Regions from separate parts of the Mus musculus genome. Here regions 2, 3, 4, 5, 6 and 7 are each linked to region 1. The links are chromatin loops, found by intact Hi-C in ENCODE. Cell type or tissue: left cerebral cortex. All regions are shown on one strand. Links, peaks and the distances in the headings refer to the core of each region. The heading gives the core; the rest is flanking DNA. Region 1 holds the start of Fam136a (family with sequence similarity 136, member A). Region 2 has its middle 21 kb from the start of Tprkb. Region 3 has its middle 53 kb from the start of Tgfa. Region 4 holds the start of Tgfa (transforming growth factor alpha). Region 5 has its middle 67 kb from the start of Tgfa. Region 6 holds the start of Add2 (adducin 2 (beta)). Region 7 overlaps Tgfa (transforming growth factor alpha).

What was found. Hi-C counts contacts between places; a loop is a spot of excess contacts. Peaks named below come from ENCODE experiments on the same cell type or tissue, not always from the same donor. Only the 100,000 strongest peaks of a DNase experiment are listed, where the experiment ranks them.
Region 2: it touches region 1 in a loop (2.8-fold over the local background); 8 of 42 quality-filtered maps call a loop at or near these places.
Region 3: it touches region 1 in a loop (6-fold over the local background); 13 of 42 quality-filtered maps call a loop at or near these places.
Region 4: a loop joins it to region 1, with 4 times the contacts of the local background. A loop is called at or near these places in 13 of 42 quality-filtered maps.
Region 5: it touches region 1 in a loop (9-fold over the local background); 32 of 42 quality-filtered maps call a loop at or near these places.
Region 6: it touches region 1 in a loop (5-fold over the local background); 18 of 42 quality-filtered maps call a loop at or near these places.
Region 7: it touches region 1 in a loop (2.2-fold over the local background); 2 of 42 quality-filtered maps call a loop at or near these places.

The regions. Positions count from the first base shown.
Region 1 is chr6:86,362,771-86,367,213 of GRCm38, forward strand. Fam136a (family with sequence similarity 136, member A) reads left to right here and starts at 2,876. Exons shown (of 3, transcript NM_025591.3): 1 at 2,876-3,049; 2 at 3,840-3,980. The coding sequence starts at 2,963. In left cerebral cortex, for the core only: CTCF peaks have their summits at 1,848 (motif pointing left) and 2,679 (motif pointing right); DNase peaks (open chromatin) are centred at 1,829, 2,120, 2,194, 2,817 and 1 more place; H3K4me3 peaks cover 2,236 bases; H3K27ac peaks cover 2,374 bases.
Region 2 is chr6:85,934,840-85,939,282 of GRCm38, forward strand. It overlaps the pseudogene Gm7542. Among named protein-coding and RNA genes, the nearest start is that of Tprkb, 21 kb to the left of the region's middle. In left cerebral cortex, for the core only: a CTCF peak has its summit at 2,185 (motif pointing right); DNase peaks (open chromatin) are centred at 2,288 and 2,733; H3K4me3 peaks cover 1,266 bases; H3K27ac peaks cover 665 bases.
Region 3 is chr6:86,140,001-86,144,443 of GRCm38, forward strand. It overlaps the pseudogene Gm19596. Among named protein-coding and RNA genes, the nearest start is that of Tgfa, 53 kb to the right of the region's middle. In left cerebral cortex, for the core only: a CTCF peak has its summit at 1,977 (motif pointing right); a DNase peak (open chromatin) is centred at 2,017.
Region 4 is chr6:86,191,751-86,196,193 of GRCm38, forward strand. It overlaps Tgfa (transforming growth factor alpha), which reads left to right and starts at 3,472. Exons shown (of 6, transcript NM_031199.5): 1 at 3,472-3,795. The coding sequence starts at 3,756. In left cerebral cortex, for the core only: CTCF peaks have their summits at 2,247 (motif pointing right) and 3,327; DNase peaks (open chromatin) are centred at 1,401, 2,267, 3,414, 3,676 and 1 more place; H3K4me3 peaks cover 1,172 bases; H3K27ac peaks cover 1,123 bases.
Region 5 is chr6:86,126,078-86,130,520 of GRCm38, forward strand. It overlaps the pseudogene Gm19596. Among named protein-coding and RNA genes, the nearest start is that of Tgfa, 67 kb to the right of the region's middle. In left cerebral cortex, for the core only: CTCF peaks have their summits at 1,025 (motif pointing right) and 2,563 (motif pointing right); DNase peaks (open chromatin) are centred at 1,077, 1,284, 1,783, 2,584 and 1 more place.
Region 6 is chr6:86,026,195-86,030,637 of GRCm38, forward strand. It overlaps Add2 (adducin 2 (beta)), which reads left to right and starts at 2,487. Exons shown (of 16, transcript NM_001271857.1): 1 at 2,487-2,752. In left cerebral cortex, for the core only: a CTCF peak has its summit at 2,475; DNase peaks (open chromatin) are centred at 637, 1,988, 2,559, 2,808 and 2 more places; H3K4me3 peaks cover 2,192 bases; H3K27ac peaks cover 2,823 bases.
Region 7 is chr6:86,273,306-86,277,748 of GRCm38, forward strand. Tgfa (transforming growth factor alpha) reads left to right here. Exons shown (of 6, transcript NM_031199.5): 6 at 1-2,439. Among named protein-coding and RNA genes, the nearest start is that of Tgfa, 80 kb to the left of the region's middle. In left cerebral cortex, for the core only: a CTCF peak has its summit at 2,586 (motif pointing right); no DNase peak of the experiment used is centred there.

The DNA.
Region 1 (4,443 bases), core at 275-4,274:
TTGGAGTGCTTTCGGTCTGCCTAAGCCCCTCTATCACAAAGTGCACCATATGATCATTACCCTCTGAAGTCTGGTCACCTTCTTAGGATTGCAAAGTTATATAGGCCCTTTCCCTGGAGTATTCAACCTATCTTAAGGTTCTGTTGACAATTACCCCCTCCCTTCCCTAGCTAGGTCTTGCTCAAGTCTTAATATTTGATTCTAATCTCACTCCTCTTCCATTTTCTATACAGTCACTGGATATATGGTTGGGGTAGAGACCACATAACCCACCCCAAGAAGAAGAGGAGAAAGCTTCCCTTTAAAACCCAGAGAGCACCAGGAGGGTGATATCACATGCCTTCAGTCCCAGCACTCAGGAGGCAGAGGCAGAGGCAGAGGCAGAGGCAGAGGCAGAGGCAGAGGCAGAGGCAGAGGCAGAGGCAGAGGCAGAGGCAGAGGCAGAGGCAGAGGCAGAGGCAGAGGCAGAGGCAGGGAAGGATCTCTGTGAGAGTGAGGCCAGCTTGGTCTACATAGTGAGTTCCAGGACAGCCAGGGCTAGTAAAAAGTGAAACCCTGTCTCAAGCAAATAAATAAATACTAAAATATAAAAAAATTAAAATTAGAGAGGCGCTTTATCATGAGAATAAGATGAAGCTGGAGAGATGGCTTAGTGGTTAAGATCATTATCTACTCTTGCATAGGACCCAGGTTCAATTCTCAGCACTCACATGATAGCTCACAAACACCAGTAATTCAAGTTCCAGAGGGTCTGACGTTCTCTTCTGGCCTCCATGGGCCCCTGCATGCATGTGATGCACACACATATAATCAGGCACACACATACACATAAAATAAAAATAAACATATTTTAGAAGAGAATCAGAGGAGAGAAGAGGACAGCTGTCATGAGAGGAATGGGTGGGGTCAAGGAGTCTCTTCAGAGACATCCCAGGAATGAAGGACATATGAGACTTTTATGTCAATTTTAAGGAACATTTCACACCTGTGATTTGGTTCAACACAGCGTCCATGGCAAAGAGCTCGGAGGAGCCAGGTATAGGTTAGGACCTGTAATCAGGGAATACTCTAAGAGCACGGCACAGATAGCTAGCTTCTTAACTCTTGGTCCTACAGAGAGCTGCAGAGAGGCATGGCCTGTTGTCTTCAAGCCGTTAGATCCAGTCTTTAAAGAGTGACCACTGTCTTACAGGGGCAGGTTCCTCACATGTCAGGAGTCACTTTCCATAAACATCAAAGAACCACTCGTCTTGCCATACTGAAACTAACAAAGTTGTCTTACCAAAGGCTTCCCACCAGATCTCAGTGTGACTAACAGCATTACTGTAGAAGCAGCTGCTGAAACTACCATGATACACATTAGAAATAAAGGAGAAAGTGAGAAGTGTTAAACTGTGCCTTTATTAGAAAGAATTTTCTATGGAATCTGGAATCATGAAGTGAGTCTCAAGAGTCTTGCCACAGTCTGGTGTCTTCGCGGCTGAGGCAGCCATCTTGCCCTGCTAGGATTTAAATATTCCAGAGTCTTCCCCTCCCTTTGCTTTGACTTTGTGCACAGTGAGAGAAAAATGGACACTGAAGGGTCCGCTTCAGACCCCATTCAAAGTACTTGCAAAGCACCTGGTCTGTTGGGTGACCACTGCCATCGCCCTGGCTCCAGCTGCTCCTGGAAGATCCCTGTAAGTCCGGCTTCAAGTAGTGGACACATTTTATCCCCAACCCTGGTATCTGAGAGAGGGAAAGCCCAGCCATGGAGGAACACAGCTTTTCTCAAAGGACAATGGGTTGTGTGGCTTTTCCTACCCTCAAAACAGAGCTAGCCTGCCATCTAGTGGCGAATCACAGCAAGTGCCTAAAATCTCAAGCACTCTTCACACGCTAGTCTTTTTTTTTTCGTTCCAGGCTATTCCACAAAGCTTCAACCTTTTTTTTCTGTTTTGCCCTCTGAAGCTTCCCGTACCTGCCTGTCATTCTTTTCCTTCTCCAGAGTGCCAGGCAAGGGCCTTCTAGTTCAATACAAAAATTCAATGCTAGCTCGCCGAGAGAGATTTCCCGAAACACTCGAACTTTCCCTTATCTCTATGGGACCACTTATAGCCCAAGCTCTTCTAACGCAGCCTTTAGTAGCCCTCTTCCTAACCTAATGATGCTCCCCTCTGCATCGGCCCATGGGAAGAAGGGACCACTTGTGTTTCAGAGATGACTGCATAAGACAGTAGAAATGGGAACACGAGAGCACATGGCTGACAGAACCAATCCATTCAGAAACAGCTCGCCCTTACTCAACGGTCTCGCTATCTACAGCCCCTCCATACCCCCACACTACTCTTGAGACAATCTAGAATACCGTACCCTTTACTCGCAGTAACTAGTAACTCGGCATAAATGTTCACCAGCTGGGGAATTGACAAAGCAAATTGTGGTATGTACATTTAATGAAATTCTGTTCGGCAACAAAAAGAAACCAAGACAAAGATAGCAATAATAAAATCTGATCGAGCTGTACAAGAGCTGCTAATTACATTCGCTTTTTTAAAATTGGGATTGACAGAGGGAGAGAGAGAAAGAGAGGAAGAAAAGAAGTCAGACGACGAAGAGATCTTTGGCCACCAAAAGCCTGGCTCCACGGAAGAACCAGCGGCGCGCCCGCTGTCTCCTGCCTGAAGTTGCTTAACCTAGACGCCAGGGGGCGATGAGGATGCGGGAACGGGAACGCTTACTGAGGACAAGGGCGCAATGGCCAGGGGCCAGGGCGAGGTACTCGGAAGACTGTGCGGTGACTCGGTGGGGGGTCGGGCTCAGCGCAAAGGGGCGGGACTCACTAGCTAGGGGCGGGGCGCAGCCGAGGGCGGGGCGAAGCCGGAGGGTGGGACTCAGTGGCTTGAGAAGCCCGCACGGGCGCAGGGGGCGGGGCGCAGCGGGTGCACACGCGGGCGCCGGCGCGGCTGAGCTCAGGGTCGCCATGGCGGAGGTGCAGCAACTCCGAGTGCAGGAGGCTGTGGACGCCATGGTGAAAAGTGTGGAGAGAGAGAACATCCGGAAGATGCAGGTAGCGGCGCGGTCCGGCGCCCAAACGGGATTGGAAACTCGGGCGGGGGTGGCGCGGTGACGTTCGAGCTCCGGGCCTCGCGTGGGGCGGTTTCCTCCCACCTGGCCTCGGTGACGAGCGTTCGGCCGCCCCTGAGGTGATCTGGCGCGAGGCTCGGAGGGACCGGCCCAGGAGAACCACCAGACCGAAATCCCTTCGGGCCGTCCTGCGCTGATTTAGATGCCACGAACCCTGAACGCCCGTGAGCGTGGGCCCCGTCTCCCTCACCCTACTGGCCTCGCTTAACTTCACCCCTTAATCACCCTCTACTGTTTCGATCGCCTTGTGGGGCGTTGACTAGCCAGGCCGACCTCTGAACTCTGCTACAGAAATACAAAAACTGATTTTCAGAACGTGGTTTCTTCCGGTTCAGTCTTGGGTACATTATCTTATCAGTGAGCTCATAGCAGCACACAGGGTCTCTTTTAACCCAGGTTGACTTCCAACCCCCGATCTTCCTGCCTTCACCTTTGGAGTGCGAGGATTACAGGCATGGGCCACCACCCTGGCTTTGTGCTGTGCGGAATGGAACGCAAGGCTTTCTTAGAACTAGCAAGCGCGCTCCCAAGAACATATATCCCCATCCTACAAATGTTAGGCCTGGTAACCGTCCCAGTCTTACGAAGTCCTGATGATACGGCGGGAAAAATAAAACAAAACAGGTAGAGAAGCATGGCCTCCAAGGCCTTGTCCTTCGAGAGCTGTCCTCAGAGTCTTTCCAGTCTCACCAGGCTCTGTCTTCGCTCCCCAGGGCCTCATGTTCCGGTGCAGCGCCAACTGCTGTGAAGACACCCAAGCATCTATGCAGCAGGTGCACCAATGCATCGAGCGCTGCCATGCGCCTCTGGCTCAAGCCCAGGCTCTGGTCACCAGCGAGCTGGAAAGGTTCCAGGTCAGGAATGCCTCACAGCTCCCAAGTCCTTGAACAGCAGCTCCTTGGCAGGGGATGAGAAACACTCGTTCTGCCTTAGGTCCTGTCAACACTGGTGGGAGCCCTGGTGTCCGTGAGGGTTGATATTCTGGAAGAAGCCCTGGGTGTGCTGTTAAGTTGTGCTATATTTGCCACAGAAACAGTAATATAAAAGAAAGTTACCAAGGGGGTTTCTAACCAAGCACCTTTATGCCTTTTTGATGTACCAAATACAATCTATGTTGTGTTGTATAAAATTCCTTAAAATGTATATTAATTTGGGGCTGTAGAGATGACTCAGCATTTAAGAGTACTAGCTGCTTTTCCAGAGATTCAGTTCCTAGTACCCACCTAAATGGTGGCTCACAGTTATCTGTAATTCCAGTCATAAGTGATCTGAAGCCCTCTTTGGCCCTCTGCGGGCACTGCACAAATGTGGTGCACA
Region 2 (4,443 bases), core at 1-4,000, 430 kb before region 1:
AGCTATAGCGGGTCTTTTTGAGGGACTTCTGAAGCCAGGGGAGAATGGAAAACCCTCAGAGCTGTAACAAGGACCAGAGAAGATGTTGAGATGTCGGGATGGAAGTAGTGAGGTTTTTCAGAAAGGACACCCAGAGCTTACACCTCAGGAAAGGTTGGTCTCCTGAGCAGGGATGCTAGAGAGGCAGGGATGCTGCTGAGGCTGGACCATCTTTGAGAAAGCAGGGTCTTTACAGGAGAGACTAACACCAGCAGGGGCCTGGTTATACAGGACCTGCACACAGTCCAGTAGTGCAGACATCCCGTTCCAGATGCACGTGAGGGAAGCCATGAGTGCCTTTAGCTGGGAAGCTGAGTGCCAGGTGTGATAGAGGCGCGTGGATGGCCCTGGCAAAGCAAAGGTCCTGAGGTGTGCAGGCTGCACGTTAAAAAAGTCCCCGGCCAACAAGGTGGCCTGGAAATGAACAGTCAGTACTGGCTCCCAGGAGGAACCCTGTCATATAGCTAAGTTAGACATAAAGACAAACACGATTCTCAATTACTCGAGGGCTTCTCTGTCCAAAACACTGTGGGCCTAGTAGGTTTATTGTTTGCAAGAGGAACTTTTTTTCAGTATCGACTATCAGCACTAACAGTGCGCCTAAGATTCATGTGACCTGTCCATTATGACACAGCCCAGATAGTGAAATCTATATCACCTTGAGGTGCGTTTAGGGCAGAAATGACAAGGAGTCAGCACCATACAGCTAGGGATACAGCTTCATAGATAGGGACCAGCCTGCAGCCCAGCATCTAATCCACGGGTTTTCAACCTTCCTAATGCTGTGACCCTTTAATACAGTTCCTCACGCTGTGGTGACCCCCAACCATAAAATTATGGTAGTACCACTCCATGACTGTAATTTTCCTATTGTTATGAATTGAAATGTAAATATGTGTTTTCTCATAGTCTTAGGTGGGCCCTCTGAAAGGATCTTTCAACACTAGAGGGGGTCACAGCCCACAAGTTGAGAGCCACTGATGTAGGCTCACCCAACGTTGGCTCTGCAGATGTGTACTTACACAAAGCCCCAGATTCAATCCCCAGACTGCCTTCCTATCCCCCCAGACCAGACCTGTAATGCTGATAGCAATGGAAACTGCAAAGGCTTCAAATTAAATCACATGAATGCAAAATGTGTGAACCACAAAAGCACAGCAAAACCGTGGAATTTTTCTCTCATTTAAGCAAGACAGAGAGAACTTATTAAGCAAAAAAGAAAGCTTTTGGTCACTGAAAGGTGATCCAAAATTGTCGACTATTTTATTGTTGTAATTCTTTGGATTTTGTGAAGGTTTTATCACGTAGCTCAGGCTGGCCTGTAACTCAACACACCTCTTGTTTCTCCCTCCTAAATACTTGGGACTACAGCCATGGAGCACTAACTATAGTATTTTTTTTAAAAAGATGTATTTATTTTTATATGAATTGGAGTTTAGCCTGCATGTAGGAGAGAACCAGATCCCCTGGAACTGGAGTTAGAGACAGCTGTGAGCTGCCGTGTGGGTGCTGGGAACTGAACCTGGGGCCTCTGGAAGAGCAGCCAGTGCTCTTAACTGCTGAGCCATCTCTCCAGCCCCAACTATAGTATTTTTAAAAACCTGTACACAAAGAAAAAATATTGAAGAGAACAAATACCAAAGTCAAATGTTCATTTCTGACTTGCTGGAATTGCCTAAGATTTTTTAACACAAAAGGGGCAGGGTCTATTTGTAAATAGTTTCCTGATACACAATATCAGGCCACCAATATACAATTCTAGCCTATCGCAGTGGTCACAGGGTCCTTCAGGAGGAAGTCAGGCTGAAGCTAAAGCACTAACTTTATGTCACTGGGACCAGCATGTAGAGTCTGGACCCTGCCTGACTCCTCTCCAACCCGGATGGCATGGCCTGCCCTCGGCTTAGGCTGGTCAGGCTTTCCAACAGGGCGTCCCTACTACCCTCAGGGCTTCCTGCCTGGGTCCCTCCTGCCAAGGCCGCTCGCTGGCCCCGGTAAAGCCTGGGGTGGAGGCGACTCCGCTCTCCGCCACGCCTCCCTCCCAGCGCTGGGCCTGGCTGTGGCTGTGCGGTCCGCACGCGGCTCCTCCAGCCTCAGCCTCGGGCATCGCCTGCAGGGGGCGCCCCGGCGCGCGCAGCCGAGCGGCCTTCCGTCCGGAGCCGCGCTCCTGAGACCATGTCGCTCTCCACCGGGGCTCGCGACAAACACGGGCAAAGGCACGCGTACTTCGCCCGCAAAACTGTCCGCAGGGAAAGAGGTGGGGCTCCGGCTGGGCGGAACCCACTTTCATTTTGCCGCACGGCTTAGATGATCGTTCCCCGGAAGCAAACCCCTCCACGTCCAGAAGCGCTGTCTCTGCCCAAGTGGAGGTCAACATCGGGAGAGTGCTTCCTTCCGCTGACTCCTCCCTGGGAGGGCAGAATGTGCCAGCAAAGTCTAGTTAGAACCTTCCTGCGGGAGGGATCCTTGGGTGGAGACTGGAAGTTGAAGTCAGGTTGTAAAGTCTACTGATGGTTTATGGTAGATGTTAATCACTTTCTTACTGTGATAAGAAGAGTATTAACCTAAGCAAAGTGAGCACACTTTTTCCATTACTGGAGAACCCACGATCAGTTTTCACTTTGCTCCCATCAGTCACTGGAAGCACCCCTGGAACCCAGAGCCTCCCTCAGTGACTTGCATCCGGGACTTACCTAACAAAGTTGATCTTTATATCTAGAGTGGGTTAGGAAGGTCGTGTGTGATCCTTGAGCCTCCCAGGCAGACGAAACGTGCCATAACTTGTTTTCTATTTTCCTTGGCTGGCGTTTGTCTTTTATCAGTATTTTGTTTGCATGGCATGGAAGGTGTCTGGTGATGCGTGCAGTAAAGACAACGGGAAAAGTGGGAACGCCAGGCTGCCAGTGTTGCTCTCCTAATTAGGACAGTGGAGAAAGTACACCAGAAAGGGCTGTCTGAATCAGTGACTGGAGGAGGTCGGCAAGGGAGAGCAGCACTTCGGGCAACAGTTTTAGAATTCTGAGAAAACTGGCTTGCAGGCTTACAAACCGTGAGTGGAACCCTGAATTTTATGCTAGTAGGTAAACACTCTACCACTGAACTACAACCTCATTTTGCTTTTAATTTTTACATTCATTATGACATGAGCCTGGCACGGTGGTACAGTCTAACCATCTGTACATCTATACAGTATGCATCTATATGGACTGACATCCAGAAAAAGTAATGAAGAAAACCTAGTTAAAAATGCATTATAAGCACTTAACAAAAAACAAAATAAAACATGTCATAGGAAAAAAAAAACAAGTCATATGAAAAGAGACTCAACCTTAGTCATGGATGAAGTAAAAATTCAAGAAAAGACATTCTACACAAATAGATTTATCTTAACAGAAGAAATGTAAAACTAGTGTCAAAGGACTCAGCTTCATATATTGAAGTTCTCTGTGTAAAATGATAAAAGCACTTCACAAAAGTTTACTGCTTTAGAGTTTTGAAGTGAGGGTTCCTGTGGAGGTCAGAGTGAAAGCCAGGTGTGAGTGGAAGCAACAGAAGGAGCTGCTCGTGTTTCGGTCCATGGAAAGGTCAGCTTGGTGCTAGCAGTTACAGGAGGCGTGAACTCTGCTTTATAGAATGTGGATGCTGGACACAGAGCTGTCATCTTTGACCAATTTCATGGAGTACAGGACATTGTGGTAGGGGAAGGGACTCACTTTCTCATCCCTTGGGTACAGAAGCCAATTTTCTTTGACAGCTGCTCTCGACCACGGAACGTACCATCACTAGTAGCAAAGATCTGCACAACGTCAACGTCACACTGCTCATCCTCTTCCGGTGGCCAGCCAGCTTCCTCGTATCTACACCAACATCAGCCAGGACTATGATGAGCAGGTGCTGCTGTCTTATCACCACGGAGATCCTCATGTCAGTGGTGGCTTGATTTGATGCTGGAGAATTGATTACCCAGCGAGAGCTATCTCCAGGCAAGTGAGCGATGACCTCACAGAGCAAGCAGCAACATTTGGGCTCATCCTGGATGACGTGTCCCTGACACATCTGATCTTTGAGAAGGAGTTCACAGAGGCAGTAGAAGCCAAACAGGTGGCTCAGCAGGACGCTGAGAGAGCCAGATTTGTAGCAGCAGAAGGCGGCCATCATCTCTGCTGAGGGTGACTCCAAGGCAGCTGAGCTGATCGACAACTCGCTGGCCACAGCAGGCTATGGCCTGATTGAGCTATGCAAGCTGGAAGCTGCTGAGGACATTGCATACCAGCTCTGCCGCTCTGGGGACATCACCTACCTGCCAGCAAGGCAGTCCGTGCTCCTCCAGCTTCCCCAGTGAGGCCAGCCGGGCCACGGCCTCCATCATGCTGAATGATGCCTTCCTTCTGCCCTACCCCAGAA
Region 3 (4,443 bases), core at 230-4,229, 220 kb before region 1:
CTCTGGAACCCTGTGACAGCCTCCTCTCCTCTGGAACCCTGTGACAGCCTCCTCTCCTCTCCTCTGGAATCCTGTGACAGCTTCCTCTCATCTGGAAGCCTGTGACAGCCTCCTCTCCTCTGGAACCCTGTGACAGCCTCCTCTCATCTGGAACCCTGTGACAGCTTCCTCTCCTCTGGAACCCTGTGACAGCCTCCTCTCATCTGGAACCCTGTGACAGCTTCCTCTCCTCTGGAATCCTGTGACAGCTTCCTCTCATCTGGCATTGTGGAGCTCACATGTTAGGCATCTTCATGCTCTGGGACACTGGTTTCAGACTGGCCTTCCCTCCCCATTCATAGTCTCATGTCATCAGACTGTGCCTTTCACTCCCTCTGTGGACTTCACTTTGTCTCTTCCTGTGATCTTGGACGTCCTGGTTAGTCATTCCTGGGTCCATACCCTTGACCTTGTCATTACCAACAGTACCAATTTCAAGCACCCATTCTGACCACCCTGTGTAAATATCACCTAGCCTTGGGACCCAAACCCCAGCAGTTCTGACCAGCTCTTCCAGTCTGCTGATCTACAACAGTCCGCAGCTTCTGCTCTCACTCTATGTCTTGCCTGGACTTCTCCTCCACCCCTCTGCAGGATAGAAAGCAGAGATCAGAAGGAGCAGGAAGTAGAGATGGGAAGAAGTGGGCTATAGACCTCAAGGCCCGCCTATCAGTGGCCATCCAGCAAGAAACTTGTACAGTTTCTTTGACTTTTCAAATCAGCTCCACCAGCAGCTGGAGCCCAGATGTTCAAGTGTATGAGCCTGCAAGAGACATTGCAGAGTCAAAATATAACAGTGTAAAGTCCAAGATCCAATCTTACAACTTCTTTTTAAACTCCCTCATTCTCTTTCACTCTTCATAGTATATCACCAGAAGGGGAAAACAAAAGCAAAAATAACAAAAACAAAACCCACCTATTTCAACCATTTGTCTCTGACCACACAAAATATTTGAGGAGGGTGGCTCTAAGTGTGAGAACACACCAACGGGAATTTCACCATTCTGAGTCTTACCTTTGTTGGTCAGTTCTACAGCTGGGGCATGACAGCTCTGCTCTTGCAGAGATCCCAAGTTCCCAACATTCACATCATGTGGCTAACAACAACCTGTATCTCCAGTTCCAGAGGATCTGATACCTCTTGTGGCCTCCATGGGCACCTGTATACACATATCACACACACACACACACACACACACACACACACACACAAATAAATCTCTTCAAAAATAAAACAAGTAGGTTTCTTGTGAAGTGGCACACAGTTGACCATTTGATATTTTTTTAATAAGTCATATTTAGTTATTTATACTGTTTGGAGTGATGCCTAGTGTTTGTGTGTGTGTGTGTGTGTGTGTGTGTGTGTGCGCTCGCGCATGGGTGCACTCGTGCCCAGAGGCCAGAGGAGGGAATCAGGTGTCTTGCTCTACCACTCTTTTCCCTTATCTCCCCACCCCATCTCCACTGTGCAAAGTCGCTTTTTTCTGACTTCTGGGTCAGTCACTTTCTTCCAGTATTGACTGATGCTAAGCCACTGCTGCCCACATGCATGGCTCCAGAGTCCTCTGTGCCTCCTGATCCCTTTGCTGTCATGCACCCTGCCCCGCCTTCCTCCCTTACAGCTCCCATCAAGGTTTTCTCTTTAATCTTGGTTTTATCAGTTAGGCCTGCTAGTATCTGGAGTTTTTTTAATTTAATTTAATTTAATTTAATTTTTTGTTTTGTTTTTCTCTTGGACTTGTTTATATTTAGGTAGTAGTTTATCATTGGGGGGTCTCTAAAATATTTGGACCTATGCTTTCATATATTATTTTTATAATTTTATTATTTTTATAATATAAATTTATATTTTATTATTATTTTTTGTGGAACTCTTGAACTGCATCTCTTAAAATATTTCTCGTATCCAGTTCTTCCTGTTCACCTATAACCTTTCCCAGGCCTGCACCACCAGGGGGCGTTTTCCAGCTCTCCCTTCTCCCTGTCTTTCCTAAGAGCCTGTGGGGAAAACCTCTGTGAGTGAGTGCTTGTGCCTCTGCTGTCAGACCCTGCTTGCCCAGATCCAAGCCCACAATGGCTGCTGGCAGTTGGTGATGTGTTTTGCTGGTCTCTTCTTAACCACTCGCACCTGCTGTTTTGCTTCTGTGCCCCTGCTGGGCCACAGGTGATGGTTACTGGGCCCCAGCTCTGCTCACAAAATCTCTTTTTGGAATTCAGGCAGCTAATTGGCTTGTGGTGTCAACCCTCTGTTGCAAGAAAAGCTGTGGGTATATAGCCGTTCAGGGTATGGTGATTCTCTCTCTCTCTCTCTCTCTCTCTCTCTCTCTCTCTCTCTCTCTCTCTCTCTCTCTCTCTCTCTGCTTTCTTTCTTTTTGTTGTTGTTTTGTTGATTTGAGTTTTTGCTTTGAGACAGGGATTTGGGGTACCCAGACTGACTTCCAACTTCCTAAGTAACTGTATATGACTGTGAACTTCTGATCTTCCTGCCTCCACCTCCCTAGTGACATGCATCACCATACCAGGTTTCCTGATGCTGGGGTTAGAGCCCAGGGTACCACCTATGCTAGCCAATCACTTGACCAACTGAGTAGCATCCCTGGATCCCATTTCCCCACTCTGTAAGTGGAAATTGCATCTCCTCTGCTGACACCACTTTACATTTAGGATGCCAGCCAATCTTGTTCTTCCATGAATGACCATTTTCCCAACCTCCTGGACAGTGGTTACCACGCCCCTTCTCCTGCTGCAAGCTTACTGTCAGCTGACAGATCGAAAGAACCCTTCACCATTTCTGCCATAGACACCTATCCACCTTGTGTGCACCGCCTCCTCCCTGAGCTGGGATGAGTGGCTGCCATCAGAGGAGGGGCTGGCAGCCTTGTTTGCCCATCAGATCCTGGTACCCAGCTTCCCCAGGACACTGCTCAGCAACAAAAACCTTATTGTCACTTTCTCATATTTTCTGGATTATTCACATTAGTTAATATTTATAAAATATATTCAATCAAAAAAAACCAATTGTTGCTCACATTAGTTAATATTTATAAAATATATTCAATCAAAAAATACCAATTGTTGCGTTCTTATCTTCCTTGGCTACTGAGAGTTGTCTGTTCATAGTCCTCCCATTTTTCTTGAATTCAATCAGACCTGGATCAACTCAGCCCTCTGACTGAACAGAACTGTGCAGATGAACAATGATCCCTGAGTCACTGGGTCTGAACTTATTTCTCAGTCCTCACTTTAGTTGGTCATACATCTTCATTTGCCCAGACAGCCCTAGTCTATGTCCATGTCTTTGCATAGTTAAGAAAGCTTTCTTTTGATCTTAATAGTGTCACACAAAGGATATTGTTTATTACCCACTGTCCCTATCAGGTGACACACTTGATTGACTGGTTGTGCATGTTGGGGTGTATATGTGCCACAGCATGTGTGTGGAGGTCAAAAAACCACTTGGGGGAATTGGTTCATCCTTCAACCATATGTGACCAGGGAATGGAGCTAGGGCTCGGTGGAAGCACCTCTACTCCCTGAACCATCTTACCCACGCAGCTCTCTCTCCCATAACACATCACCTTCTATTTAGCCTCTGGACACCTCTTCCTTACCTTCTCCTCCTCATCACTGTAAAGCCCTAGAGACTAATGGTACAGGATGTGCCTCCTCCAGCCTCACCTGTTGGGTGGCATTCACTACTATGTTTAGTTCTGTGATTGCGAGATTAATGTATTTACCAACTGTCACCACAAAAGCAACACAGAGCAAAGAGACCTAAAATTCCCGTGACTTAAAACCACAGTAATTTGTTTCTGTGTGCGGGGCAAGCTGGGCAGGCTAAGCAGGTTGATGTGCAGGCACCAGCGTGGGCACAGGGTTGCCCTGTGTGTCCCAGGATGGATGGACTTTGCTTGTACTGCTTTGCACACCTTAGCCTCCTGGTTCTTCCTTGTCATGTAATAGCACCCGAGAGCCTGTGCCACACTCTTTAATGTGCATCCACTCAGACAGATACCTGAGGCCCACCTCCATGTCCCCTTCACTGACTGAATGAAGATGAGTTGTAGATCAGCTGTCTTTCTTGACAAAGTACTTTTAAAAAGCAACTTAAGGGAGAGAAAATTGATTTGGACTATTCCAGTGAGACTCTGTGTCAGAGGCCTCTACAGGCTGCACGTTCTGTGCCGATGAGCTAGCCCAGCAGGTAAATGGGCTTGCTGCCCTGCCTGGCGATGTGAGTTAGATCCCCAGAACCCAGAGTTCAGCTCCCACAAATTATTCTCTCACTTACACACATGTCATGGTGCACAGACATACATGTATGTGCATATGCACACACACATACAATAAATTTCAACAATTTTAATTTGTATAATTTATATTCTCAGAATGATGGCATTTCAT
Region 4 (4,443 bases), core at 107-4,106, 170 kb before region 1:
AGCTGAAACATATCAGTGTGTACGTGTGCACATGCAGATAGATGTGTGTAGGCGTGGAGGTGTGGGCATGCATGTATGTGTACCCGTGAGCAAGGAAATTGACATGGAATGATTAAGCCAGGGAAGAGTGGGGAACATGGAATGGAGAGGCAAGCCCACCAAGGGAACTTTAATAGCCAGCTTTGTTCAGATGAAACACTGTCAAGTAGACAAACTCTGGCATCTAGTTCTCCTACAGTCCCAATAAGTCTTATCTTTAATAAAATGTGGGAAACTGAGGCAGTGGAGCAGAGAGATCATGGAACAAACTTAGCTTTCAACATCACTCTTGCTATTTGCTTCCCAAACCTGATGATCTATTCGCTAGAAGAAACTGGAAGGTATCTGGAGAGACGGCTCAGTGGTTACAGTGCTTGGCATGCAAGCATGAGAACTGGAGTCCAGAGCCCCAGAATCCACATAAATACTGGGTGGAGTAATAGCTCTCCCAAAATTTCAGCCTTGGGAAGAAGAGACAGGGGATCATAGAGGAAGATGGCTAGCAGACCAGCCCGATCAGTGAGCTCTGGGCTTGATTGAGAGACCTTGCCTTAATGAATGAATGAGGTAGAAGGAAAGATGAGGATGATTCAACCTCTGGCCTCTGCATGTGTGCACATTTGTGCACAGGCACCCATACATACAAACATGCATATACGCATAAGCACGCCACACATATGCACATAAAAGGTTTTTTTTTTAAAAAGCTGGAATGTTCTAAAACCATATTATACCAGTTCAAGAAAATCTTGGGGAACAACAAATGATTTTCAAGTATTAGGGCATGTTCTAAACCAGGTGTGGTGGCACACTTCTGTTGTTCCAGCAATGAAGAGGCCCGGGCAGGAGAATAGAAAGTTCCCAGCTATATAACAAGGCCCACCCTAAAAAAGATAGACAGACAGAGAGGGGAAGAGAAGAAGGTGTGAGGGGGAGGCAGTGAGGCAGGGACAGAGTGGAGGAAGAGGTGGAGACAGAAAGAAAGAATGTACTTGGAGTTGTGTACTTTCTAGTTTGCAAGCTGGCAAAATATGTGGGTGTTTACCTGTATGTGTGTACGTGTATCATGCGTATGCTTAGTGCCCATTGAGGTCAGAAGAGGGCACCGGGTTTCCTGGAACTGGAGTTATGGATGGTTTTGAACCACCACGTTGAGTACTAGAATTCCCACTGTACATATTTAGTCCTCTGCAAAAGTAGCAACTGCTCTTAACCTCTGAGCCATCTCTACAGCCCCACAAATTATCTTCTGATTAAAATATTTTCTAGCCCTTCAGGGGACCAGCCCACTTGCTTGGTTCTGCCAGCCTCAACAGTGTGTGGGCAGTGGGCAGAGGACCAGGACATCTGATTCCCAGACAGCTGGCAGCCAACCTCAGCCGCTGCTCTGCACGTGTTCCAGTCCCCAGCCCTGATTCCTTGCCTCTTGTAGCCAAGGGAACAGGCAAGCCCCAGGACAGGACCAGGTCAAACTGAAGGAAGTGAGCCCTCGTGCTGAAGGCCATAGGAAAGTTCTATGCAATGGATGGAGAAAATGACTGTCTGGGGACCCTCACTAGCCAGTCACAAGCATAAAGAAGGAAGTACAATAGTTTCTAGTCAGTGTAGGGAAGGGATGGCTTTCTATATAAACTCACACCGCTTTGTATTGGACCATCCCATCTGTTATGGTGCAGGTCTTAACTGTTCCTCTTATGGTGGGACTGGAGAGATGGCTCGGTGGGTGAGAGCCCGTGTTATCTTGCAGCAGCTCCCAGCACTTGGTAGTATGTAATCATATGTTACCAGCTCCAGGGGGTCAGGAGCCAGAGGAGCAGGTCCTATATAGTTCTGGAGGATCAGACTCCAGACACACATGTACCATATACCATCAAAAAACTTATACAAGCAATATAAACTTTTTTTTTTTTCAAAAAAAAAAGGGGGGGGGGGAACTTGGAGCTTGGTGTGGCTCTACAGGTCTCAAATCTTGTCACTCTGGAGGTAGAATCAGGTAGATTTCTGTGAGTTCAAAGCCAGATGAGACTACATAGTGAGATCCTGTCTCCAAAAACATTAATCAATCAATTAAGACAAAAGGATGCTTGGACTTAACGCCATTTTGTTGTTTGTTGTTTGTTGTTGTTTGGCTTGTTTGGTTTTTTTGGTTTGGGAGGGGTTTTTTTTTCCTCCCCTAAAAGCTCATTTTGCTGCTTGGTTGGGCCCCCAGTGGGTGGCGCTAGAGAGAGATGGTGGAGACTTCAGTAGGTGGGGCCCTATTGGAGGAAGTTAGAACACTGGGAGTGTACCCTTGGAGGGGATATTGGGACCCACTCCCCTGCTTTTGAGCTGAGACGCATGCTCCCCACTATTGTGTCCTTCCCCTTCACAGACCCAAAGCTACAAGACTGGCCAAGGGAGCATGAACTAGAACAGAAAACCAAATCTCCTTTTAAGTTGCTTACCGCGTGCATTTTGTCTCAGCAACAGAAAGCTGGTTAATTAACACAGTACCCACACATTAGGGCCAATCGCTTGGGCCTTCTTTTGGAATCGACGAGGTCCTTTGTTCTTACAATAAACTGGAATTTTCAACTCTGAAACTTTGAGCATCCAGCTAAAGAGACAGCAAGAGAATCCCAAGTCCAACACACCCGACCAACGCCCCACCTGCTAGGAGAGTGGGTCTTCTCTCGAGCAGCTAGGCAGCAGGAAGCAGGAGAGGGGTCAGTCTGATTACTCTATGCCTAGTCGTGGTCTCTCTGGAGTTACTGTCCCCTATGGATGTGCACACACACACATCCCCAAACTCCCACAGGCCATTCATTCTCTATCCAAAAGAAGTCTTCCCTTCTTGTGTTTCCCTCTCATAGTTCATATTCAGGGGCCATCTCAAAGACACAACCCCTGAATGGGCCATCTAGCTGACCCCCACCACCAGCTTCTCCTTAGTTCTGCACTTAATTGTAACAAAGCCAGCTCTTGTTCCGGCTCCTGCTTCCCCGAAGCAGTGGAACAGTAGGGTTGATGCGAGATTAAGTTCATGGTACACAGAGATTCCCTGATCTTCACAATGTATCTGGAGACTCAGAGTGGGGCCAGCAAGGATGGGGACACAGGTGGAAATTCGACTTTAATGAGTGTTTGGCTGACTATGAAGAGAGCGCTTTTCTTGAGTCAGACCTTGCCAGGTAACTGGCCAAGCTCCTGGGTCTCCAGTCTCCTGCTCAAGCGTGTCTTGGAGAAGCCCCTAGCACAGGTGACTGGATCCTGAGCGACTCCGCTCCGCCGCCTACAGCCTGGACGCGGCTACTACGCAGGGGACTCGGGCGGCGACCCTGGGCGCAAGCACTGCAGGGAGGTGTCTGAAGCCAGGCGCTTCCTGCCTGGCCCTTGGCCCAGGGTGGTGACTGGCTGTCGCGATCGGGGCGCAGGTCCCCGCCCCCGGCTTCCAGTCCCCACCCCTGCGCCTTCGGGGGCGCCCCATCGCGGGAGGGTGGTCCGCCTCTCCCCGGTCGCCTAAGGCAGAGAGGTGGCGGGAACCTCCACCTCTTTCCCGTTTCCGCCGCGGGCAGCGCGCCGGCCAGTGCCACCGGGAGGCGCGGTCGTCCCTCCGCCCGCGCGCCGGGGGGCCGGCCCTGTCGCCTGCGCCTTTTTCCCCCGCGCACACCGCGGCGGCGCGCGGCTACTCGCCAACCGCAGGGAGCGCGGTGGCTGCAGCACCCTGCGCTCGGAAGATGGTCCCCGCGACCGGACAGCTCGCTCTGCTAGCGCTGGGTATGTAGGCAACACCCGATGTTCCCGGGCCGCTCCAGCCTGATCTCTGCGTTTCTCTTGAGTCCGCTTGGGAGAACAGAAGAGAGGCGGGTGTTTGGAGTGGGTGGGAGCGTGCGAGCCACCGGGAGTCACCAAGAACTGTGAAGTGGGGGACAGTCTTAGCGAGGTGGCCGCCGGGAGGTGAGATCCGGCCTGAACTTTACTCTGCGCGTCGTCGGCTCGCCGGTGCCCACGCCCTCCTGCCTACCTGCTGGTCGCCGAGCCGGGCTTCTTCAAAGCCGCCTAAGCGCAGGTTGTCCCAGTGCGACCCCTAGGTGGCCCTGGCCTGAGCCCCTTTCGAGTCCCTGGGGGCGGGAGCATGCGTTGCGCATCCGTACCCTTAGCCTTCGACTTGAAGCTCTCCTAGGTGTTGGGTGGGTTTGTGATTTTATTTTCTTTTAATTTTTTAATTTTTTTTTTGGTGCGGATTAATTGTCCTGTTAATGAGCTTACATGGGAGTCTTGGTGTCCCTGTCAGAGGAGGCGGGAGTAACACCTGAGTATAACCAGTTTCCTCAGAGTTGGTTCTTGGACATAAACGCGAGTGGGGGAGGGGACAATCGTCCCCCTCTAATCCCCTGGTGTCTGGGTGGTGGGAGGAACGGCCGC
Region 5 (4,443 bases), core at 315-4,314, 240 kb before region 1:
ATGAGGAAATCATAAGGTATGTCTAGACTTGGGTCCCAGGGCCACTTATGAACACCAGCAACTAGAACTCACATAATGAAAAAAATCAGTATTAACAACCCAGCAATTAAAACTAGTTAGTGAGCAATTAAATGTACAACTAAGTCTAATGTTTCATTCACAAACCAAATGCAGACACTTTCAGAATAGTTATTAGAATAAACAGAAATGATAACTTGGAGGAAAATGGAGGTAAAACATGATAAATTTCTCATTGAGAAAGGAAATTTTTTTCTATTTTTGGATTTTTGAGACAGGGTTTCTCTGTGTAGCCTTGACTGTCCTGGAACTCACTCTGTAGACCAGGCTGGCCTTGAACTCAGAAATCCATCTGCCTCTGCCTCCCGAGTGCTGAGATTAAAGGCATGCACCACCAGAGCGAGAGAGAAGGGGGGCTTAGGGGCTCAGTGGGCAGAGCCTCTGAGACTGATGAACTGAGTTCTATCCCTCGGAACCCATGTGGTGAGAGAGAGAACAGGTTCCTACAAGTTGTCCTCTGATCTCCACATATACACTGTGGCGCTCCTACCCACAAAATAAATGTTTGTTTTTTTTTTTTTAAATGGGTTTTTTTTTTTTTGTAATGAAGGTAAACTAAATGAGAATGTAAAGAAAAGAAGAGAAATCACAACTTTAGATGAGAGATTTTATGCCTTTTTATCCCTACACCAAGTAGATAAAAGTATACATTAATAGGTAAACACACCTGTGTGTGAATATAGCAGGTTTCATTAACAATAAAAACATATTGGCTTAATAGATATGCAAATAGTCTATAAATCAGAATGCACATTTCTTTCAAATGGCTGTGGAGCAGTTATAAAAGAAGGAAGAAAGGGAGGGAGGGAGGGAGGGAGGGAGGGAGGGAGGGAGGGAGGGAGACAGACATGAAGAAAAGAAGGAAAAGAAGAAAGAGAGGAAACAGAAAAATGGAAGGACCAGGTAAGTAGCCCAGCCCCTCCCCAATTCAATTCACTACCACTCCCCAAGATCCCCACCAGATGGCAGCAGCTCCTTGCTTTCTGGTGTGTGTGTGTGTGTGTGTGTGTGTGTGTGTGTGTGTGTGTGTGTGTGTGTGTTTTCTTTTTTAACTCAGTAGCTTCCAGCTAAGCTCTCTTTTTTTCCTCACTAGCAAAAGGACTAACTGAAAACTTTGGGCTTCCTCACTCACCTCAGAACACACCTGAGTACCACACATTACCGGGTACCCACTTGAGGACAGCCACCCCAATGGCTTTAGCTCAATCTAGACAAGGTGCAAACCATTACACAGGAGCCAGTCTCCAGAGGCATCTCTGGTATGGGATGAGCACTTAGGTCGCCTGGGTCAGGCCTTAGCTTCTTCTTCTGTACAACAGAGAAATAGAATCAGAACATGGGGGGCCCTGTGCAGAGACCCCACAGATGCCCAAAGCCCTGGAGGAGGCCAGGTCACACTCTGGGAGTTAAGGAGAAGGGAGTGAGTCTTTCCAAAGCTTGACCACATGCTTGCTGCTTGCTGGGGAAGTGCTTTGTTGTAGGGAGATAAGACAATGTCTGCCCCTGCCTTCTCTGATGTAGGACAGTCAATTGGCAAAGAAAGCTCAGAGCCTGCTGATTATATTGATCTTATGATATTGATCTACACATACCAGGAGTCACTACCATGATCCAAAGGTAGCAGTGGCTCTGGATCCTGGTCACAGTCTTCATGGTGAGCCATCTAGAGCTCCCTGGTGCTGGCTGAGGATGGGTGACTGCACAGATGAGAAGCAGTGTTGGGTCGCCCCCGACTCTGTTGTCACTGCCCTTCTCTTGCTCCTTCCTGGAGGGTCACACAAATGCCTCTCATGACAACCAGGGTGACCCAACCCTTGGATACATTTTCCCCCACGGATTGCATTTGAGAATACTACTCGTGATGGTCCCCACATCACGTAGGTTGGCCGTGTCCCTGACACTGGGCTTGCTTCTGAGAGACTGTTGGAGGTCACTGTGGCAGTTTTTTTCTCTCCCACTGTGGGTGGTGGGGTTTTCTGGCATGGCCTCTTGCTCTGGCCCTGCAAAATTCTTCTCCTATCTATGAATATTACCAGACCAACCACTGTCTCCCCTGTAAAGCAAGGCTAACAATGGTTCCCATCTCACTGGGATTCTACTATACCAAACACACTGGGCTGTTCTGAGCTCACAGAATAGAGTGGAACAGGAAATGTGTGTTAGTTATTGTTATTATCATGCCACAAGCACCCCTGGGTGTACATCAACAAAGACTTAAAAGAAAAAAGGAGTCTGGGAGTCCTGTCGAGCATTAAATTGCATCTGTTCAAGCCTGGCCCAACCCTGCATATGAACCACAAAAGGATTTTTGAAAAATCTTGCCTTCCATCTTCAATTCTCACTAGCTACACAGAATATTCGACAGCAATTTGTCTTGCAGAAAATTGACATAATGGGTAAAATTAACTCTCATGCCCAGTGAATGGGACAAACTTTGCTACCATGTATGAGGGAAACAGCCGTGTCCTTGGAGAACTCACTGCACTGCCTCCAGGGGGCACACTCACCCATCCATGCAGAAATGTCCCCAAAGAAATGCTAATTTCCACACACCTCTCACGTCACATGCCTTGCAAAGATATCTTTTGGATCTGGCCTTAATTACCTAGTCAAGCCCACCTGCTAGGCTCAGGACACCATGCTGGGTCGCACACAGCCTGTGTTTCTGTGTGCTATTAACCTACCCTTTGCCTGACCCTCCTATATAACACAGCCCCCTTTGGAACTGCCTCCTCCCAGTGACCTTGAAATGAGTGTGGAAGCCCCAAGAACAAGTTTATTCACAGGCCGGCCTGCAGGGTTCTGCCCACCACACATTACTGTCAATCTTTTCAATAGCAAAGAAAGAAAAGACTTCCCGTCCTAGTTGTCACCCCCCATCCTGCCCCTCAATATTTTTAAGTGACTGTCATTGTCCCTGACCAGACTGAGGTTAGAACAAGTTGGCTTTCCTAGACAGATCTCAGAAACCACTGCGGGGTTTCAACAGGATAACGTATTAATCTAGGACAACCAATGTTGTTCCTCCCATGCTGTCAAGTCCTCAGAAATCTCAACTAAGCCTGGGCAAGCACCACTGTCCAGGAAGTGAGGCTCATGGTGTCACAGCCCAAGGGCTGTCCAGGAAGGTAGGATGGGTTCCAGGGACAGGAATTTTGTTATATTCCCCATTCTACTCACCATTCTATGCCACCTCACATTCTACTCTGTAGAGAGTCCTGAAATCTGTGGCTAGATGTTTTTACATGTATAGGAGCTCCGGCTAGCAGCCTGTGGGCTGAGCAGTCTCCCTCCTACCCCACAATGCCAAGCAGCTGACCTGCAAATTGGGAGCACAGCTCTCCTGAGGCAGATGGCACCCTCACACCACATCTTCAATGACTGGCAACTCACAGGGCACTACTACATATTACCATTTACCCCATTTGTCGTTTTTTTTTTTAATTCTATTTTACTTATTTGTGTGTTCATGGTACCTAAGTGTCTGAGTATATGTGGTGTGTGTGCCTGTACATTCTGGGAGGCTGGAAGAGGCACCTGTGAGTTCCTGGGGACATTGTCTGCCTGTCCCTGTGAGGCATGGGCTCTCTGAACCTCAGCTAGGCTGGAAGCCAGTGAACCCCAGCCATCCTCCAGCCTCACTCAGAACTGGGGTTCAGGCTTTTGGGGGGATGCCTAGCTTTTATGTAGGTGCTGAGATCCAAACCCCTATCCCCATGATCGCAGAGCGAGAGTCTAACTGCTGAACTGTTTCTCCAGCCCTTATTTCTTCCATTAAAAGGAAAAAAAAAAGTTACTGAACTTTCTTTGGGGCAGGGAGCACGTGCCTTGCTGCATGTGTGGAGGCCAGAGGGCAACCTGCTGGCTCTCTCCACCACGTGAGTCCTGGAGATAAGACTCAGGTGGTTAGGTTTGGAGGCAAAGTGCCTTTATCCACTGGGCCATCTTGCCAACCCCAGTTCTGTCATTTTTAACATAGTGAATTCGGGATAAGGAACCTTCATAAGAACCACACTGACAGGGTTGAGGGTGGACCCCATGCCATTCCTGGGTTTAGGTCAGTGTTGGTTCTTAGGGAGCTGAGATGTCCTGCCAGGGTAACAAGCGCAGGCTCCTCCTCCTCCCAGGGCAGGGAGGGGTAATTAGTGTGTCTAGGAGATTCTAGAGATTTGGATGAAAGGAGGCTCAGGCTGTCATTACAAGCCTTCCCCTTATCACGGCTTTTAACGCCTATTTTGGTAAGACATGACAGTTGGTCCTGAGGTCTGATTGGGGTGGCTGCCCTCATCTGAGGGAGCCCCTTGTGCTTTCCGGGTAGATTTTTCCCTGGGGTAGCAGAGGGGTCTCTGGGAGGAGGCCAACTGT
Region 6 (4,443 bases), core at 236-4,235, 340 kb before region 1:
AGAGGCCATCACAAGCTCAGGGGCCAGGGTGCTTAGCTTAGAACCCTGGCTCTGCCATGTACTAGCTGTGTGGTCTTGGATAAATTACCTATCTACTCTGTCTCAGTTTCTCCAGTGAAGAGGAGATGATAATTCTGCCCATCTCTTGGAGGTCTTTTGAGGACTGGGTGAGGAAAATGTTGCATGAAGCCTTTGGATAGTGCTGGGGTCCGAGGAGGGTCTGCTGTTAGTTTGGGGGGGACCAGTGCCCTAAAGGGAGACACTTGAATGTAATAGAGTTGGCTTGAGAGGCTTTAGGAAATGGTCCTTGATTCCCTGTGGAGATTCTGTTGAGGAAGGCAGCCTGGTAGGAAAGGAGCCTGCCTTACCTACCACTTCATGGAATTCTAAAAGGGGGCTCCCAGCTTCCCTGGAGTTCTGACAGGGAACACTGCTTCATACTTGGTTGTGGAACTTTAGACATAGGTACCAGAGAGGCAAGAGTTCACCCCTGTGACTTGCTCTGTTGTCAGATTTCGGCACAGAGTAAGAGAGACCATGACTGCATCTGAGGAAGACACAGAAACGTGTGAGAAGCTGTGGAGGTGGAGGAGGTGTGGGGATCATGGTGTGGGTTTTGGGAGAACTGCAAAGAATCAGTCATCCTGGCATCTGAGCGGCATGCCTGTGGGCTGTTCTGGGCTTGTGGTGGTGGATCTTTGCACAGCGCAGCAGTAGCGGCTTTTGTTGAGAGACTATTCATGTTAATAGTCTCTGCCCACCCCACCTCTCTACTACTGAGTATTTGGACCTTATGTATCTCAAGCAAGCACTCTACCACTGGACGAGCCCTAGAATGGCCATTCTCACAAGCCTGTATACAAAGGAACTACCAGAGTACTTGTTTAAGCTATTTGAAGGACATAGCTTGGTGAACGTTCTGTTTCACTGTAGTACTATGATAAGCACCGTGACCAAAAGCAACCCAGGAAGGAGGAAAGGGTTTGTTTAACCTACACTTCCAGGTCACAGTCTATGAGAGAAGTAAAGGGAGGAACTCAAGCAGGAACTTGAAGGAGAAACCATGGAGAAAGGTTGCTGAATGGGTCAGTCAGGCTCATACTTAATAGCTGGCTTTCTTCTGCAGGTCAGGGTCACCTGTTTAGGGAATTGTGCTGGCTACAGTGGGCTGGGCCTTCCCATACCAATTAACAATCAAGACAATCACCCCACAGACATGCCCACAGGCCAGTCTGATCTGAGCAATTCTTCAACTCTAGATGACTCTAGACTAGTGGTTCTCAACCTGTGGGTTGTAGCCCTCATGGGGGTTGCATATCAGATATTTACATATGACTCATAACAATAGCAACATTATAGTTACAAAATGATTTCATGGTTGGGGGTCATGTAGCATTAGGATGCTTAGAATCATTGCTTTAGATCGGGTCAAAACTCACTAGGACAGTGGGTAGGTGAGATGCTTGCCAGGCAAGCATGAGAACCTGAGACCTGATCCCCAGCGGGATGTGAAAACCAAGCATAGCAGCACACGTTTCTATGTCTGTTCTACTGGTTGACCAGTCAGCCTAGCCAAGATGGCAATTTCCATAATCAATGAAAGATGCTGTAAAATAAGGTGGAATGCGATAGGAACACCTGAGATCAACTTCTCGCTTCTGTACATGCATGTACTCATGTGCACATGCACACATGCCCCCACCAATGTGTACACACATGTCCATTCCTGGACCACTTTCAGAGATTTGGGTACTGTCTGACTGTGTTGGAATCCAAAGGGTTGCTGTTGGGAATGTCAGGAGAGCAGGGCTCTTCTTCAGTGGCTAGAGGTTTTTCTGGAGGCTGAACGTTTTGACAGGCGTATTTCTCAGAGCTTTGGGAGTGACTAACATGGAGTTGGAGGAAACAGGATGGAGGTGTAAGGCCCTGACTGCCTGCAACATCCTGCTTTCCAAGGGCTTTGAAGAATCCTGTCCCAACCATTAGAAAAGGCCCAGGTGACAAATACATTAGATCAGGTCATTTTCCAGGAGAGAACAGGCTCGCAGAGTTATCCTCAAGGTCACAAGGCTGGGGAGTGACAGATCTGAAGATGAATCCTGATTCCCTACTCAGCCACTGGGGTCTCTCCAGGGGAGTAGGGGATAGGGTAGAGAAGTACAAGGGGCCAGAGGAAGCAGAGGCTGTCTAGGTTACAGCAGTGCGCCCCCAGCCTAGTTAAAGATGGGGTCAGAATTAGAATCAGGATCAATCTATCTGGTTTGGAGTTTAGTCATCCAGTTGTCACTAGCTAGCAGCACTGAAAGTTACCTCTCAAAGGCAAGATGTCCTGAGACCCTAAATCAAAATAAAATACACCCCGAGTGTAAACTCAGAGCAGAGTGTGTCTTACTGGGGTTTCTCCTGAGGGACAGGTCCTGCCTTTGGCCCAGGCTGCTGCAGGGCGCGGGCGGGGACGCTGCAGCAAGCCGGGCTCTGGAGGGGGCGCTGCGCACTCGCCCGGCCCTTTGTCATCACGCACTGCTGGGAGCTCACACTTCTTCCAGCCTCCCGCGGGCTCTGGACTTGACTCTGACTGCAGCGCCCGCCTCGGGGACGCGGATCTAGGGCCTTTGTCCCGAGCTGTGGGATGCGCGGGAAGCGCCACGCAGCGGAAGAGCTGTGAGTCCAGGAAGCGGATCCCAGAGTCGAGGAGCGCTGCCCAGCCTTGCTGGGTGAATTTGGGGATGGATGCGAGACCGCAGAGTACGAGGTAGGGCACCAAAGAAGGAACAGGGTGGGCGCCACGGCAGGCGGATCCCCGGGGTGCTGGAGCCACAGAATGACAGCGAGCTCAGCTTCAGCCTGGGAGTGGCTGCGCCCGCGCAGGAGCGGACGCCTGGGTACACCTGCGGCTCTGCGGATCTGTCACATTGAGCTCTGGAGATGGGCCTGCGCGCGGACATGGGCATTCAGGGTCTGTGATGCCTGCTACACCGAGAAGGTGTAGCCTTCTCGGAGAGACGGCCGGGCCGCCGCCCTGCGGGATCCACGCGGGATGTGCGCCTGCCCAGCTAGGCGCTCTGGGGTCCAGATTCATAGGATGCGCCTGCCTGGCTGAATGCAGTGGGGCTGGCAGGGCAGATGGCGCAGGATGGGAGATTGATACCTGGGCACCCAGGGCTTGCGTTTTTATGTTATCCCAAAGCTTTGGGGGTGGAGTAGGGGAGGCCGCTGTCCCTGAGGAGGTACTACCAGCGAGTTCATCTTTAGCGCCCACCTTTTCTTTCTCTTGTGTCTCCTCCCCTCCCCTTCTGCACCCCAGGGAGGAGCAGAGAAGGCCATTCTGGGTCCCGGGTCCAGAAGGCAGGGGTCCAGCAGTTACTTGTTTTGAAATCACAACCACAGCCTGCCAGGTGTTGGGGGAAGGGAGAGGATAGCAGGGCAGGGCAGGGCAGGGCAGGGCAGGCTGCTTTAGGATGCCAGTCAGGCCTGCAACCGGCCTATTGTCTGGCTCTTCAGACACCTTTCCTTTCTACCCTCCATCTCCATCCTCTGCCAGAAGTGAATAGATAAACATACAGAAAACAAGCCTCACCCACACTCTGTCAAATTCTTTAAAAAAAAAAAATTGTCTTTATGACACACATTGCCACCTCTTCATGCCCACTCCTCCTCTGGCAGTTCGTAAGGAAGAACCAAGTGCTTCAAATAAGCTTATAAATAATAGAAATCAAATCTCAGGTTTCTGTGTTAAGATTTCGGACTAATGGGTAAGAAAGGGCTAGTCCTACATCCTTCCTAGAGCAAAGGACAGGAAGAGAGTAGTTTTGACTGCATTGGAGCTGGCTGAGCCTGTCATGTGTTTAACTTGTGCCTTGAACTGTCATTGCATGGGTGGTTTTTAAGTTATGTTTCCCTCATGAAAAGAATACCTGGCCCAACACTTGGAATAAAGGTGCTTGAAATGAGTATGGAAGCAGAAAACAATCAACATGTTAGACTTGCAATGCCCCTTCCTGCTAGCATGTGGATAACATGTCGGAGATTGTAGCTGGTGGTAGAGGGTAGGTCTGTTGAGTAGTTTTGCTCTCTTCAAATCGTTACTTTGTGGTGCTGGAGATGGGACCCTTGAACACACTACGCAGTTGCTGTACCACTGAGCGCCCCCACAGTATGCCTACCTTTTGTCCTTTGTTATGTAAAGTGGACAGATGTTCTTAGTACCTGTGGACCAGGACCTTGCCTAGCTCCCTCTGTCCTCCCTACCTAAGGTACAAGGAGTGACAAACTCTTTACTGTGAAAGAAGCACAATACTTTTTGAAAACCCACAGGCTAATCATTTTCTGATCCAAAATCTACAACAGTTTCGTTGCCAGCCCATGTTCTCTTTTTGTCATCCAGTCACCCAGTCTCATTAGAAGCGAGCTTATCCCCAATACATTACCAAACCATGTACGGGT
Region 7 (4,443 bases), core at 223-4,222, 90 kb before region 1:
TTATGAATTTTTCTCCTCTCATATGATCTAGGCATTGATCTGCCCAGGTCTTAACCCTTTGTTCACAAGGCCTGAAGCCCTGAAAGAAGAACCTGAAACTGTTCAGTGCTGTCCTCTAACTGCTTAGCTGACACAGCTCCAGGCAGAAGTTGTCATTCTTGCTATTATTTTGGTTTGATGCTTTATCTTGTTTTGTGAGACAAGGTCTTGCTGTGTAGCCCAGGTTGACCTTTAAGTTAAGATCCTGCTTCAGCAACCTGGAAGCTGGGCTTACAGATGTGCACCACCACGCCCAGCACTTTTTGATTACTAGAGAAAATAGGTTAAGTTTGCTTTCCTTGGGTCATACAAGTGGGTCAAGGCCAAGTGTCACCTGCTGCTCAGACACCAATCAACCTCACTGGACTTCAGCCCTCTATTGGCCCCCAGTGCTCTCAGTAGACCCCGCCTGAAGTACTGGCTCACTGGAGGGCAGGGAGCAACACAAATGGAGGAGATGTGGGGCTTGTTTTAGTTTAGTTCACACTGTTAGCTTCTGATGACAGGTCTTTTCTGGTCTGCTGGAGGCTCCTGGGTGTCTGACTTCTTTTAAAGAGTTTGAACTGATATCAAAATATCATTGGGAACTTCCTCACTTAATATCCCATCCTGAAGATGTTGTCATCCAAGACTAAGCAGAGGTGGTAAACGCTTAGCACGAGCACTCGATGGTGAAGGCAGAGGATCTCGGGAGGACCTCAGCTTTAGTGTCCAAACGGTCCTGTTCTCAGGTCCAGCCAGTCGCAGCAGCCAGTACCATCCCAGTGCCTGTACACAGATGCAGCTGGCTCAAACACCTCCCAGAAGTGCCTTCCCATCAGTCTACCCTTTGCAGAGTCAGAGGCTGAGACTAGGTTGAGACAAGTCCGGTTGGACATCGTCCCTGCCCCGACGTATGACAGCCCTGCTGCGTTGGTGACTTTGATTTTGGAAGTCAGTCAGACAAACGCTGTGTACCTTCTCCTGTGCCATGTCACAGCACAGATGGGCCTGGTTAGCTGTACCAGCGCCCTCCTGTCAGTTCACACTGGCCCTCTCTTGATATTTAGTACAGCTACTTAATCAGGAGCACTCTTAGCAGCTAGGCAGGTCAGAGGGCAGTACAGTTGATTCAGTGACTCAGGGGACTAGGGCCATTCCCATTAAATGAGCTGAAATTAATTCTAGAGACATTGAGACAGCTCAGTTAGCAATGGCACTTACCAAAATCCCAGATAACCTGAATTCAATCCCCTGGGATCCCATCTGGTGGAAGGAGAGAACCGGCTTGCCCAGGATGTCTTCTGATTTCTACGTACACGCACACGCACACACACGCACGCGCACACACACGCACACACACGCACATATGAGTACACACAAAGTCTAAGTTTTTAAAATAAAAATTCTAGAAAGACCTCTACACCTCTAGCTATAACTTTAAACACACCATGGGACATGTTTTCTCCACGGAAAAGCACAATTGGAGACCCAGTCTGAAATGAAAGATAGATTCCAGGTGGACATACACAGAACCAAACCATGAGTTAGTTTGTCATGTGCCCCAGAAAAAGGTGGGAACAATAATCCCAACATCCCTTTCCTCTCCCCCCCCAAAAAAGGGGGGGAGGAGGCATGGTTGGTACCCACCCACCTGCACTGGTGAGGGAAGTGACTATGTCCCTGAGTCCTAGATGGTGACGTTGGTCCCTTCAAGTCCCCAGGCCAGGTTTCCTAGTGCCTATGAGGCACTGGATAGACCAGCAACACTCTGACACTGCCTACAGGCCCCAGTCCTGTAATGAGTAATAAACTTGTCTCTCTCCCAAGGCCAAAGGGAGGCCACCCCAGACAACACATTTTTCACACAGGGTTGTACTCTATAGCCCAGGCCAACCTTGAACCCATGATTCCCCCGCCTCAGCCTATTGGAGTACAGGTGTGTACCTCCATACCTGGCTTATGTTTGTTTTCTAATGTTCTGGTGTCAGATGTATTCCCTGAAGCCATTGATCTATCTCAAAGACACAGTGTTGCACGCACACATGTGTGCATGTACACACACACAACTGGAAAGTAACTCCTCTCCACAGTGTAATAAGTTTATTATAAGGAACCTGATGCTGTTTTTAGAACTCATCTTTCTGACTTCTGTATATGATGCACTGAAGGTTAATATGTAATGTTTTAATTTATTTTATGTGGTAAGTTAATTTTGGTTTTCTGTAATGTATTAATGTGATTAGAAGCTTTCTTCCTTAATATCTGAATTATACTTAAAAGAGTAGTGAGAAATATAAGATACTGTTGTGTTTTTCAGAGTGTGTATTGTTACTCAGTTGTATTGTACCTTGTTTGGAAGGATGAAGGAATGAACTCTTTTTTTTTTTCCTAAATCTCAAGACTGAAGTTTTTCTTTAATGTGGCTGGAGCGAAATTTTCTTTGCGAATGTGAATGAGGGGGGGAAAGCCAATTTTTTACCAGATTTATTTTTATTCTTAATTATGTGTATTCAATCATGTGTGTCTATATACGGGAGTGTGTGTGCCTGAGTGCAGTTACTGTCAATAGCCAGAAGAGGGCAGTGGATCCCCTGAATCTAGTGTTACAAGAGGCTGTGAGCAGCCTTACATGAGTCCTGGGACACTAACTCAGGTCTTTTGAAAGAACAGTAGACAATCATAAGCATGAAGCCATTCCTTGAGCTCTAGATGATTTTTGTGGGGATCTTAAACCCGACTGTACTTGACCCCTGTCTGCCTAATGAAGTTCTTTCTACTACCTGGAGGAAAACTATCACTTCATCCTGTGCAGAGAGGAACCAGTCTGCTGGGAGTCCTAACCGCATGTGAAAATGCCTCTGGGTTATTTCCTGACAGCATTCATAGAAACCATGAGATGTGAAGGTAGACAGACAGTGTGGATGGCTGTGTGTGCTATATATTAATATTTCTTAGAACTGTTAGGAATACAGAGCTTGGGGAACAGCCTACTAAATTCCAGGGGTCCGCCCCTGCTGCTCTGCCTTCTGAGGCTCCCTGCTAACATCCTCCAGGCTGAGAATGGCTGTGCTGTCGGACTCCGGGAAGGTTCTGTGTGAGGCTGTTCTTAGGAAAAGCTTTGCAGAGTACTGCAGAGCAATGGCATTCAATTACCCTGTGGGGTTTGTTCTAGCTTCCATCCTGTTGTGATAAAAAAAAAAAACTGATAAAAAGCAGCTTAGGGGAGAAAAGGGCTTGCTCAGCTTCCAGGTCACCACCATTGCTAAGGGAGGTCAAAGCAAGGACCTGGAGCAACGTGTCACATCACGTCCACAGTCGAGAGCAGAGAGGAGCTGGGTGATAGTGACTCACACCGCTAATCCCAACTCTCAGAGGCAGAGGCAGAAAGAATTTAATGAGTTCAAGGCCATCCTGGTCTACATAGCAAGCCTCTGGATTCCAGGATACCCAGAACTACAGAGAGAGACCTTTCTTCACTCCCCCACTGTTCAAGGCCCAACCCTGGTGGCACCCACACTCAGGGTGAATGAGTCTTCTCGTCTCAAGGAACAAACAGGACAGACCCCTACATGCCACAGGCTAGCCTGACCTAGACAAGTCCTCATTGGGACTCTCTTCCTAAGTGATTCTAAGTTGTGTTGAGTTAAAGTTAAAACTAGCCAGCAGAGAGTTACAATGCATAGCAACCCAAATGCCAAGGCTACATCTCTGGATCTTCTCCGCACAGCCTTGTAGAAAGGGTACACAGGCCTGTCTCTCATGTGCCCCAGCCCTTGGGACATACTGCTGGTCTCCAACTGCAAGGAATGCTTCTAGAATTGTCCACCCAGTCCCTGTAAGTCTTTAGCAAACCATCTCTATGCCTCTCCAGTACATGGGCATCACATGTAGGGTTCAGTAGCTCACAGCCAGGGATCAGGAATCAAAGAGTTGGTTCAAGCACTTTTCAGTGAGAGACAGAGCTATGGAGATCCCTGTGTGGGTCCCAGATGCTGCTTTCTTGATTACCTTGAAGAAAAATGGATGCTCCTACGAGGAAGACCACTGGTTTGTGCTCAATGTTATGCACAAATGGACGACAGCTTTACAGGAATTTTATTCTTGGGCATAAAAATAAATTGAGTTTTGGTGCTGAGGAGGAAGCAGGGTATGGCCTCTTTGCAAGAACCCTGGGCCTGATGAACATTTTATACCCGGGGATGCAGATTCCCTGAAAGTACTTGGGTCTTCTGTCTGGAGTCCTGCAGGAAACCCCTAGGAGAGAGGGAAGCTGGGGCACTAAAAGCCTGCACCACTAGCACATGGCGCATGGCAGAGCAGGATTGTGGGAACATGGGTGTCATCCCAGGAAGACACCACAACCCTGAAATAGAGTGTCCTTCCCCCTGCATTGTGCACAGCCCCCAGGCTGGGTGTGGGACT